2 separate regions of the Homo sapiens genome follow, and region 1 is linked to region 2. Evidence: chromatin loops called from intact Hi-C (ENCODE). Cell type or tissue: GM12878. All regions are shown on one strand. Each heading gives the region's core, and the rest is flanking DNA. Links, peaks and the distances in the headings are about the cores only.

Region 1 (6,634 bases), core at 1,444-5,443, 310 kb after region 2:
AGACGTAGTGGTTTTTGAGTTTGAGCTCATTAAGAACCTTTAATGTGATATCACTGTTTAAAAAATAATGCCACTTAGCACATATTTAAAGTAATAATAACACAGTTGAGTGCCCAGTATATATGAAGTACATAGTAAAACTTTAAGGAAAAAATTAAAACATGACAGAAACTGTCTCATACCCACAACAATATTAAATTTGGTTCTGATTTCTGTATCAATGGCTTAAGAATAATGACAAGAAACAAGATAGGTAAAAGGTTTAAAACAGTTTCATAGGACGTTCAAGTGTGAACTAAATAAACTACAAATTTTTATGATTGGAAAGACTGGGAATGGGATGTAGACTACTAGAAAGAGATAAGAAGTATAAAAATTGTTTTTATCACACTCTGGGGACTGTGGTGGGGTCGGGGGAGGGGGGAGGGATAGCATTGGGAGATATACCTAATGCTAGATGACACGTTAGTGGGTGCAGCGCACCAGCATGGCACATGTATACATATGTAACTAACCTGCACAATGTGCACATGTACCCTAAAACTTAGAGTATAATAAAAAAAAAAAAAAAAAGAAAAAGGGGGAAAGAGAGACACCTGAAGAGTTGGATAATTCTTTTATACTATGTAAGGCATATTTTAAAGGGCTACCATTTTTAGAGGGTACGTTCTTACCAACTTTTTAAGGAGAGGATAAAATTTTGTGAAATCAATATTATGGTTATTAAAAGCACAAAAGGACCATAAAAAAAAAATTGTTTTCAAATTCCTAAAAGTCTATCATGTGTACAAGGAAGGTTTCTTAAAAAAGTTTTGCTCAAGATAAATAGAAACTAACTATAAGCTGAATGCTTTGAGAGAGAGTGAAATACTGTCACTGAATGAATTCAGGTAGAAGTTGCCAGGCCTCTCTATATAAGAAGTCAGTAAACTTTTCTGTAAAAGGCCAGAGAGTAAATATTTTTGGCTCTGCAGGCCATAAGATCTCCAGGGCAACTACCCTAATATACTATTGTAGTGAGAAAGCAGCCATAGACAATATGTAAACAAATAGGTATGTCCGTGGTCTAACAAAACTTTACTTACAAAAACAGGTGTCAGACCAGACAGCCCTAGTTTGCCAGCCTCTATATTAAAAAGAGGGCTGGACCATATGACCTTCACACCACTTCTAGCTCCAAGTTTCCATAAAAAGTCATTAAGCAATTCAACAATATGTAGAAATAAGTGAAAAAGACGTATTTAGATTGATATAGAGACATATCATATGCAGACATATATGTACATTTATAAACCATATAGAAAGAATATTACTATAAACATATATGGGACGGGTCACCTTTATCACAATGGATTTGAGCTATAGCTGCTGAATATATAAGGCTCTTAAATAGTTCCTTTCGTGGGACAACATTGGAGTAATCAGAAAATAGACATAGGAACCCAGGCCCCCACAATGGTTTTTCAGTAACAGGTGAACAAATAAGACATAAACTAAGACTGCTGTCCTTAAACAAGCCTTTCCATATCCACATGGGGAGATAATGGGAACATCTGCAAATTGCCTGCTTAAAGTCCCTTTATATTGGTTGAACGTTATGTCTCCATTCACTAACATGAGGAAAAAACCGTCTCACTGAATCTCAAATACAGCAAATGAAAACTATAATTAAGTTTTACCAAAGGCCGAGAATATCTACTCTAAGAAAAATAATATAAGACTCAGAACACCCCTTCTTGCTACAATGGCCTTCTATTAGTCTCTAGATTAGAACAAAGGTCCTCCAACTGTTTGTTACTGATACATAACAGGCAAGTACAGAAATTGAGAGTAAGCATTTAGAAAGTTTTAAGCAATTTGACATCAGTTAGTTTGTTATCTATAATGGAAATATTTTAAAAATCTTGCTGGGCACAGTGGCTCATGCCTGTAATCCCAACATTTTGGGAGGCCAAGGTGGGAGGATCGCTTGAATCCAAGAGTTCAAGACTAGTCTGGGCTAACAAAGTGAGACCCTGTCTCTACCAAACTTTAAAAATTAGCAGGACGTGGTGTCACACATGGTGCTGCCAGTGGTGTTGCATGCTGAGGAGGGAAAATCAGTTGAACCCAGGGGATTGAGGCTACGGTGAGCCAAGATTGCATTATTGCACTTCAGATTGGGTGACAGAGTAAGACTCTAGCTCTAAAAAATAAAAAAATAAAAAATTTAAATCTGAGAAAATGTAAGCATATTTTCATAATCTGTCATTGTGTCATTTAAATTTTAATCAGCCTATAATTTATAATTTAATATTTTTAGCTAAATTAAGGAAGTAAATAGGTATTTTTACACCTAATTTACAAACAGAAAAAGTTTAATGGGCTTTCCTTGGCAAAAAAAGATAAAATGTCTCTGAATGAGGCAGAGGTAGTAAACCAAACAACAATGAAAGTAATTTCAAAGAAATAAAGACCAACGACTTTATACTATTTTACACAAAAGTATGACTGACAGCAAAGTTTAAAACCACTATGGGTTATCTGCAGAGATGTACTGGCTATGCAACAATAAAACCCTCAAAACCTAAGTAGTATTTATGCAAAAACCATATAGACATTCAAAACAACAAAAAAAATTTGAAATAAATAGTAGTGAATTGCAAAGCCAACAGAAGCAAATGTCTGCTATTTCAAATAAGTATTAGTGTTTTCAGGCTTTTTATATAATAGACCTTCAGGATGCTAACACGGTATATAAACACACACACACACACACACACACACACACACACACACACACACACACCCCACACACACTGACATCAGGGAAAAATTCCACCAAAGATGTTTGCTTGGAAATATTCAGTGAATCTGCAATAAAGAACCAATTTCCAATGACACCATAGTCTGATGAATTCAGGAACTGGTTAATGACATGGAAGACCAATTCACAGAACAAAGAAATTTAGTGACATGTTTTTAATTGAAACTTAATAAATGCAAAGATAGTATGGCATTTCCTTTGGTATATATGTGATCTGAACATGATGGTGCTGTGAAGGAAGAATTATTTTTCTGCTTCACTGCCAAACATAACGATTTCTAAACTGTACAAATCTATGAAAAATTATAAGTCAATAAACATGATTTGAGTTTAAATTTTGTGTAACGGTATATTCTGATGGTGCAATTGTAATGACAAGAAAGTATTCTGGAGCAGTTATCCAGATTAAGCCGTTTACTCCAGAGTGTAAATCAATGCATTGTTTCCATCATTGAGAAACTCTTGGTATAATTTTTTTTTTAAAAAAAGACACCTGTCTAAACAGTACGTTTAGTGACAATTAATAGTGTAATTGTGAATTACTTAAAGGCTAATGCAGTGTATTAGAGAGTACTCTCTTCACTGAGAGAGGATATGAAAACTAATTGTACACTACTGTTACTACATACTGAAGTTCCATGGTTGTCAAGGAGAAACACTGTCGAAAATAAACAATGAAACAAATTCTTAGTGTTTCTGCAAGATAAAAAAGTTTGGTCCTAATGTTTTAAAGGTGTGAATTGGACAATTGGATTTATTCATCTTATATATTCGGTATTTTTAATAATCTTCATACTTGTAAGAAAGGGATACAAGTATTTCTCAATGACCAATAAGATCAAAGGGCAAAAAAAGATGCTAATAGCATGAAAAGATCAGTTTCTACAGATATTTAGGACATATTCCATAATTTTCTCTTTTTTTCTTTTTGAGATGGAGTCTCACTCTGTTGCCCAGACTGGAGAGCAGTGGTGTGGTGTCAGCTCACTGCAACCACCGCCTCCTAGGTTCAGGTGATTCTCCTGCCTCAGCCTCCCAAGTAGCTGGGATTACAGATGCCCGCCACCACACCTAGCTAATTTTTGTATTTTTAGTAAGATGGGGTTTCACCATGTTGGCCAGACTAGTCTCAAACTCCTGGCCTCAAGTGATCTGCCCACCTCAGCCTCCCAAAGTGCTGGGATTACAGGAGTGAGCCACTGCACCCAGCCTTTTTTTTTTTTTTTTTTTTTGGTCCATAATTTTCAATGAAGTAGGTATAATCAGGTATGGTATATTTGTTGAAAAATTATCACTAACCTTACAAATTTGATAAAAACATTTTCAAATTTTTTCCACCAAAAGAAGATTCATACAAAAGAAATGTGTGGATCTACAACCTATTCATTGAGAGATAATTTAAATTTAACTGTAATTCCACAGGATAAATTATTGGAATTGACTACTAATGAAAGATAGAAAATGAATTCTGAAAAAAATCACTTGCTTCACCTTGGAAAAAAGTTAGACATGAATATCCTGAGCTTGCTAAAATTTCTTTTAAATCTAAATGTCTTCAGTTCACAGCAACATATTTTTAAATCTGGTTTCTCTAAACTGAGTGTTGTTAAAACAAAATATAGGAGTAGTATACAAATACGTTATCTCTTGTGAGTAGTACTGTCGTCAATCCAACCTAGATTAGATAAACTAATAGCAAAAAGCAAATCTATGTCATATTAAAATTGTTAAATATCCATATATACAATGTTTGTTTACAGTATGGGCATTTAATAAATGGAGAGCTGCAATTTTGCTTGGCTTTGTGTTTAGTTAGTATTACAGAATGACAAAAAAGTTATGACTATAGCAGCGATTCTCTATATTAATAGAAGATATCTTCAAGTAACAACATTTATGGTTCTTCTAATTGTTTTCTTTTTCCCTATGTATGACCATTTAAATTATAGATTGAAATGTAACTTGTTGTCTGTAATCTAAAAATTTTAACCATGTATTTTTTACTCATCCAATAATTCACTTTTATTGTATTTTACAAAAATGTCCATCTACAAATTTTAAGGGAAAAGGGGGGAAGAGTCCTCACAACAGATAGTTTGAGTGCACAGGTTGGCAAATTCTAGCCTGCTGTCTGTTTCACTAAATAAAGTTTGACTGGAAGACAGTCACATCCATTTGTTTGCCAATTGTCTATGGCTGCTTACACTCTACAACAGCAATGTTGGGAAATTTGACAGAGACCATATGGCCCTCAAAGCATAAAATATTTACTATCTGGTCCTTTGCAGAAAAAAAAAAAAAAGTTTGCCAATCTCTGCTCTGGATGGTTGAACATAACCCACTGGAATTACTTCTCTATTTTCCTTCCCAATCATTCAGTAAGCAAAGACAGGACTGCCCAGACCCTTAAAACGATTAAACATTCCAACACGCAGACAGGGGGCTAGAAAAAAAAAAGAAATTTAAATACCATTTAGGTATTTCCTGTGATAGGGAATGATGGGCATGTAAACCCTTCAATGTAGTCTCTGTCTCTTGGTATCCTAAAATTCCTGTCTATTTTGGATTTAAAAAGAATCGAAGTATAGTCTGATCCAGATAGGGGAAGAAGCACTAAATCTGGAAGACCCTAAAGAATCCCAGACACATAACAAGTATTCCAACTACAGGAGGGGAGGGAGGGATGGAGGTGGGGGAAACAAACAGAGGGGGTGGAGGAAAGAGAGAAAGGACCTTTTCCTGTTATAATTTTTTTTTTCAGACAGAGTCTTGGCTTTGTCACCCAGGCTGAAGTGCAGTGGCACAATCATGGCTCACTGCAGCCTTGACCTCCTGGTCTTAAGTGATCCCCCCCACCTCGGCCTCTAGAGTAGCTAGGACTACAGACATGTGGGCCTGGTGGCATGTGCCTGTAATCTCAGCTACTGGGGAGGCAGAGGTGGGAGGACTGCTTGAGACCAAGAGGTTGAAGCTCCAGTGGGCTGTTGTATTAGTCCATTCTCACGCTGCTAAATAAAGACATACTTGAGACTGGGTAGTTTATAAAAAGAGGTTTAATGGACTGTGGTTCCACGTGGCTGGGGAGGCCTCAAAATCATGGGGGAAGGCAAAAGGAGGAACAAAGGCTCATCCTACCTGGCGGTAGGCAAGAGAATGAGTGCCAGGAGGGAAAATGCCAGGCACTTATAAAAACCATCAGATCTCGAAAGAACTCACTATCATGAGAACAACAGGGGGAAAACCACCCCCATGATTCAATTACCTCCCACAGGGTGCCTCCTACAACATGTGTGGGGATTATGGGAGCTACAATTCAAGATGAGATTTGGGTGGGGACACAGCCAAACCGTATTAGCCATGATCACCCCACTGGACTCCAGCCTGGGCAACAGAGTGAGACCCTGTCTCGAAAAAAAAAAAAAATTCTGATAAAGAAACACTGAAGTAAATACTAATAATTCAAATACAAACAAATGGCAGAGCTGCCACTTTCTACCCATACAGAGCTCTTTATCAGGAGAAGTATACAATGACCATCCAATAAAATCTGATAAGAAATAAGACAAAGTTTTAAACCTTGAGATACAAGCTAATGATAGCAGAAAGTCATCAAAAGATACTGATATTTCAAAATAATATTTATTTCATTAAGATTTTATGCATATTTTATAATGTATACAATATATTAGTACAGAGTACATGTATGTTACAAATATATATATCACTTAAATTTTTTAATAGATAAAACATACCATCAAAAGATATTTGAAAACCATTATTTAAACAGACAATCTGTAGAGTAGAAAAGCAGAAATATCCTTTAAGAAT
Region 2 (6,634 bases), core at 1,082-5,081:
AGGGAGGCTTCTAGAAGGAACCCCTGACTTGGGCCTTGAAGGATAAGTAGGAGGTGGCCAGGTGGAGGCCATTCCAGGCAAAGGGGACTGGGTGTGCAAAGCCCAGGGACAGAAAAGGACCTGGTGAATTTGGTGACAGGAGATGTCAGTGGGGTGGGAACAGAAGATGTTTAGAGAGAAAGGCTCAATGGCTGGCCCTCCGTCACCTGCATAGTCTGCTGACCGTGTGGGTGTGGCTCTCTCTTGAGGCCTCCCTGAGCCTGTTTTGCATTCTGATTTGCATGAGTCAGCCCTGGATCAGGGCAGCCTTAAAGGTCCTAACCCTTTCCACACCCAGCTCTGGAGTCCTCTTGGCCAGGCCGCCTCCCCTGATTGCATCCTCAGCTCCCCTCCGCACAGGCCTCTGCCCTGGGTTCAAGGAAAGACCTAGCCCTATGGGGAGCAAGGAGGGGAGGAAGGCAGGCTAGGGGTCCTAACTGAGGCCTCAGCTTGTCCACCACCACCTCCCTTATACAGCCTCATCCCCTACCCTGGGCCCAGCTGTCCCAGCACAGGCAGGCAGGGCAGCGACCCCAGCATCCAGACCTCAGGAAACTCCTCGGAGCTCCCCAACAGGAACCAAGAACATACACAGCCAGCTCTGGCCAGGCCTGGGTCTACAAACCACACCCCACTGGTACCACAAATGCACACCTCACACTACCTCAAGGGCCACACATCTCCCAGGGCCACACACACCTACCACCCCACCCAATGGCCACACCTCAGATCTGCCCTTTCCCACCACACACAGCTCCTACCAGCAATTCAACTGTGTGCAACAACCCCACAGCCCAATACCCCACCCTTGGCCCCCTCCCCGGCCCAGTCACCAGGTGATACCTCTGCATAGGGCCTCTTCGGTCTGCTGCCCTCCTGGGCCTTCTCCAGGCTCCGCTCACTCAGGCAAGAGTGTTAGAGGCACTTCCGCAGATATGAGGAACTAGTGGGGGCTGGGTTCCCAGCCCAGAGGGTGCAGAAGTGGCCCCCACGCCTCTGCAGAAGCCACCTCCCTCCAGCCCTGCCAGGAAAGGCAGCAGGTACAGCCTTCGAGTGGGCAGCTGACCGATCTCTGGGCCAAGCAGCCTATTTTCCATCTCTCGGGGACTGGTGGCCACCACATAACAGTCTCAGGAAGGCACACTGGGGTCTCCTGTCCTACCCCAGGCCGCATCTCTGCCCTATAACTCTCCCTGGCACCAGGAGATTCCTGTCCTGGCCCATGTGTGGTGTGGCCTGTCTTCTGGGGTCTCCGGAGTGCTGGTGGCTGATGGGGAGCAGCCCCTCAGGGCAGTGAGGACTGAGTGGGACCCCAGAGCCGGGGGAATGAAGAGCTGCCTCAGCTTGCTGGTGGGGAGTTGGGGGTCTATCAGCAATGTCCCTCGGCTCCAGGCCTGGGCCCCCTCCCCACCCAGTATGCAAGGCAAGTCTGGTTCCAGTCCTGGCTCCACCATTTCTTGTCTGAAGCCTGGGGCAAGTCACATCACATTCTGAGCCTCAGTTTCCCCTCCACAAAGTAGAGCTGTCACTCCCTGCCTCCTAGAGCCTGGCACCCAGATGACCATGACACGCCACCGCATGTGTACTGGAGGCCAGCGTGCTCTTCTGCTCACTCCTCTGCCGTCAGGCAGTCACTTCCTGTCCCTAGCCCTAAGGTCTTGGCTAGTCCTGACCCTGGGTGCTAGGCTTGTAGCCAGGCTCTGGGCTAGACTCCCTCCACATCCTGAGGTTCTCGGTTACCCCAGACACCAATGACTACCACAGCCTACCTCCAGCCATGTCCCCCTGCAGAGCTCCAGACCAGACCTGACTTCACGGCATTCTGGACCTCCCCTGGAATGCCCTGGCATGGCACACTCCCATCATACAATGAACTCACCAGCTCCCCTTGGGGACTGTGGGGAGCAGGGGGAGAAGAGCTGTCTCCAACCCAGGTGGGGCCTTTAGGCAAATAAGAAAAAGATTCCTCTTCTTCCAGGAGCCCCACACCAAGGGAAGCAGCTGAGCAAGAAGAGGACAGGCTGGGTTTCAGTCCTCCTTCTTCTGGCCCTCACTTCCCTACACCTGCCAGGCACCTTTGAGCAGTGCACAACACGCACACCCACACACAGTGGACCTGGTGGGAGGCAGGACCTTTTAACAACCTTCCTGCAGCAACCCTACCAGCATCACCCTAATAAAATGCTAAACCACAGTTTTATTAATGACTAAGGGACATGAAAGACCAAGGGACAGTAGGCATTGCTGACCCCACTTTCAGGCCTCACGCTAACTCCAACCCCAATCTTGAAAGACTTTCACTTTCTACAACCTTCATGTCTGCACTGTTTCAAGTTTTCACAATTATCACTTTTATAATTAGAAAAAAATGATAAACATGTTTTAAGTCATTACAATTGAGTTTGTTCCAGTTTGCTCCCCAAAACCATCATTATAAGGTAGCTTTATCATTTAAGTATAACATGCATAGATTACTAACAGAACTATTATAAGAGAAACTGCTAATTTCCTAGGCCATCTGGATGGAAAATAAGAGACTGACACTCAAAGCCCCCTCCCTGCCCCCGACTTACCCTCCCAAGGGTCTAAGACAAAGCTAATCAAATAAGGTCTCCCTCCCAGGCACTGGTGGCCAGCAGCACAGAGCGCAGCCCTCAGACTTTCACATGGGAAATGGACTGAGGCTCATTAATAAACTCGAGACGCCAGGGTCCCCGAGGTTTGTCCTCAAGACACCATCAGACCCCACCCTGGCCCTGACTCTCACCTACCACACCTTAAGCCTCACCCAGGGGCCCCTCATGTCCAAGCCCCAACCCAAAAGAGGGTCAGGTAGGGAAGGAGGTGTGGGATGACTCAGGAATGTCTAACATACCTCACTTGCAAATAAATGAAGCTGAAAGTTAAATGGTTTGGTTTTAGGCTTTGTCAAAAAGCCTATCACATACTATGCCCCTCTGGCCCCACCACATACCCCCGACCCCTAATGGGTCTGGGGACCCCTGCCGCTTCCCCCAACTCCTTCCTGTTTACCATGTTTTGGGCACACCCCTGCCCTGCATCCACACTGCCCCCATTCAACCCAGGCCCCTCAGCTTGCCTGGACTTCTGGGCCCTCACCGCTGCCTCCTGCCTCTGCCCCCTGCAACCAGGACATACTCTAGCCCACCGGGCTCATCTAATACATGGCATAGCTCCTGACCCCAACCCTCCACAGCCTCACCCCAGGACCCTCCCCACTCTCCCAGTCCTCACCCTCGGCCTAGCTCAGGCCCTTCCCACTTAGAAAGGTGACTCAACCAGCCCCACACCTACAGAGACCTGGGGCGCTCCCACCACCAGCAAGACAGGGCTCTGGCCTGGCTCCCTGGCCCTCAGGCACAGACACACTCTACAGGGGCTGGGGACTTCCTGTGGCAACTCCTCCCACAGAGGGCAAGGGGCAGCCTGAGGAGCCACAGGATGACTCCAGGAAGATCCTCCTGTGACCACTGCCCCCAGCGGGAGCAGGAGGGGGACTCCGAACACCATAAATGAGGCAGAAACAGGAAGAGACAGGGCTGACCGCAGCAGGGTGGGAGTGCACAGGGCTGACCACAGAATCACAGGCAGCGGGAGTGGACAGACCCAGTGACACCAGCACTCAAGATACAGACCCTCACCACGTGCCCTGGGGGCCGAGGGCCAGCACCCACCCTGCCCCAAGAGGGAAGGGGAGGCCGCCAACTGACTCCTCTGTGAGCTCACTGGAAACCTAAAGCTCCTGCCCACCAAGGAGGAGGGACTTGGTGGGCTCCTCTGTACCCCAGAACTAGGGGTGCAGGGGAACAGGGACCCAGACCTGCCTACTCTCTAGATGGCCCCTGGAATGCAGAAGACAGAAAATAAGGGGGTCCCTTACTGCTGGCACGTGAAAGGGGAAGCTGCCTGTGTTGGCTGGAGAGGGTGACCACATGGGTGGGGCCGGGACTAGGGTCAGAAGGGAAAGAGGGAGACAGGGGGACCAGCCCCACAGGCTTTGGCCTCCAATTTGATGTGTGACCTCAGTCTCCTGACTATAATCAGACAACAGCTAGGGAAGACTCCCTGACTCAGTCTCCCTCTCGATTCTCCAGCAGGCCCACAGGGAGCCCTGGAACTTGCTCACCTGATCCGGCCACCCCTGCTTGCAGCAACAAAAGGTCGTGTTTATGCAGTGCTTACCGTCTACCCAGCACCACACTAAACATATCACATGGATTGCCTCATAAAATCCTTCCAACAACCTAGCAAGCAGGTGGCTTCAGGCCATGTTACAGATTAGGAAACAGCCTCAGAGAGGTTAAGTAACTGGCTCAGTCACTCAGGAGCCAGAATCTGTATCAAGGGTCCTCTCAAGGGGACAGCGTGAAGACAGGTAAGGCCCAGGGAGGAGAAGGGGAGGTTAAGTGATAGAGGGAGAGGGAGGCTGAGTGCAGACTGAGAAGGGCCTTGAAGGCCATGCTAAGACCCCGATCCTTACTGTCCAGACAACAGGAAGTCATGGAGGACAGCAGGGTGCTCTGGTGATGGAGCACACTGTGACAGACAGGCAGCAGGCAGGGATTCCTCCTGCTGTGGGATTTGGGAATTCAACTAACTTCTCTGAGCCTCAGTTTCCTCATCTGTGTAATGGAATTAGGATAGCTCCACCTTGCAGGCTTGTGAGGGAGGGATGAAGCAGATCTCAAATCTGATCAGTTCTCACTCCCCAGTGACTTGCCACCTCCCTCAGAGTAAAAGCCAAAGCTAGCAGCCGGCCTGCCAGGCCTGTGCAACCTGTCCCTGTGTGCCCCCACTCAACTGCTGGGTCCCGAGCTCCTTCTGGCTGGAATGTTCTTGCCCAGGCATCTCCATGACTCCTCATACCCATTCGGGCACCTCCTCAAATGCAAGGCCTTTCTTCCCTGACCACTCTATCCTAAAAAGCACCCCATTAGCCTCTATCTCCTTACTCTGTTTCCTTTTTCAGCATCCCACTTATCACTACCGGACACTGCCTTATATGGATATTTGTTAAAGTCAGACTCTTTAACTGAGAGGCACAGACTTTGTCTTATTCACAGTTGTATCTTCCATGGCTAGGACAACGTCAAGAAAATGCTCAATCGATAATATTTGTGAAATGTATGAATGGAAATCTACAAAGGCCTGGCTTGCAGGCATATTGAGCAGGCACTCAATATGTGGCACCTTCCAGTGTTTTCAGCCTTTGCTGCCCACCCTTCTGAAGTGCCCCCACCCCCAACCCCCACCTCAAATCCCTCCCCAGGGAGCCTCCTGAGCCACAGCAGCTGTGGCTGGACACACACACGGAGGCAAGAAGAGGGTGGCCAGGGGCAGGGTCTGCAGAGGGTTGGACTGGGAGGCCTTTGGTCAGGGCCTGACCCCAGCTCACCCTGCTCAGGAGGCTTGGGACAGGGGCTGCCTGGAGAGATGGGCAGAGTGAGGGAGAGTTGGAGGAGGCAGGTGTCAAGGTTCAGCCTGGAGGTCTAGGAGTTGGAGATTGACTCTGAGGCTCCCCGGCACCCTCCATGGCAAGGCCTGTCCCTTCTTTTGACCTCTGAGGCTGCCCCAGCACTTCCTGCTGGACCGGCCCCTTAAACACTGCTGGGGATGCCCTCACCCACACAGGGGAAGTGTGACTCTCAGTCCCCCTCAACCATTCCCCAGACCAGGGCAGAACCACCCCAGACTTCTAGGAGTCTCTGAGACCAACCCCCAGCCCTCAGGCAGGGGCTACCTCTCCTGCCTGCCTACCCCTTGCCTGACCCCCCATTACCCAGTGGGGCTCAAGGGGCTTCCACCCACTGGCTCCTGCCACCTGCCCCTCCCCTCTGGTCTCATTTCCTCCACTCTCACGCTCCAACACCAGGGCTTCACCACCAAGCCTTTGCTTACCCGGTTCCCTTTGCCTAGAACATCTTTCTCTACCTCACCCTGCAAGCTCAAGTGCCACCTGCTTGAGGAAGCAGTCTCCGACTCCCACAGTCACAGCCCTGATCACACCAGATGTCACCATCTGTGACTGTGTGTGTCACCATCTGTGACTGTGTCTGTCACATACATACTCTCTTACCCCCAACCCTGGCTGGGTGCTTTCTCAGGCAAGACCAGGGATACCTGTGTCCCAAAGGTGGCACACAGTGAATATCTGTTGACTGAACGAACATTTCCCAATTTTACACATGGAGAGCCAGGCAAATGACAACTTGCCACTGCAAATCAGTGGCCAAAGTGTGGCCAGAACCCAGCCTCCAGCCTCCCAATACGAGGTGCCTCCCATTCCACCCAGTCCCACCCAGTTATAGTTCTACTATAGTTCTACTACCCAGCCCTGCCTTCTCGACCAGTACCACACAACCCAACCACCTGCTCCTTAGGCACTTAGGAACCACCAAATCAACCTTCCACATTTCTAGAAATGAAAGTAAGTCCCAGTCCCAGAAGGGGCAAGAACCTAGCCAGGGCCGCACGGGCAAGTCAGGACCATGACTCAGACCTTGGCCCCCGAGCCTGAGCTCAGATATCTCCAGCAGCCTGTTCCTTGGAAGAACTGGGGAGGGGGCCTCAGGCA

What was found. Hi-C counts contacts between places; a loop is a spot of excess contacts. Peaks named below come from ENCODE experiments on the same cell type or tissue, not always from the same donor. Only the 100,000 strongest peaks of a DNase experiment are listed, where the experiment ranks them.
Region 1: a loop joins it to region 2, with 7 times the contacts of the local background. A loop is called at or near these places in 1 of 110 quality-filtered maps.

What each region holds. Positions count from the first base shown.
Region 1 is chr11:73,049,129-73,055,762 of GRCh38, forward strand. All of the region lies in intron 3 of FCHSD2 (FCH and double SH3 domains 2), which reads right to left. Among named protein-coding and RNA genes, the nearest start is that of FCHSD2, 90 kb to the right of the region's middle. In GM12878, for the core only: no CTCF peak of the experiment used is centred there; no DNase peak of the experiment used is centred there; H3K27ac peaks cover 1,503 bases.
Region 2 is chr11:72,738,071-72,744,704 of GRCh38, forward strand. All of the region lies in intron 1 of ARAP1 (ArfGAP with RhoGAP domain, ankyrin repeat and PH domain 1), which reads right to left. Among named protein-coding and RNA genes, the nearest start is that of ARAP1, 11 kb to the right of the region's middle. RefSeq lists enhancers at 3,084-3,861, 3,388-3,437, 3,508-3,587, 4,639-5,415. In GM12878, for the core only: a CTCF peak has its summit at 3,581; no DNase peak of the experiment used is centred there; H3K4me3 peaks cover 2,707 bases; H3K27ac peaks cover 3,844 bases.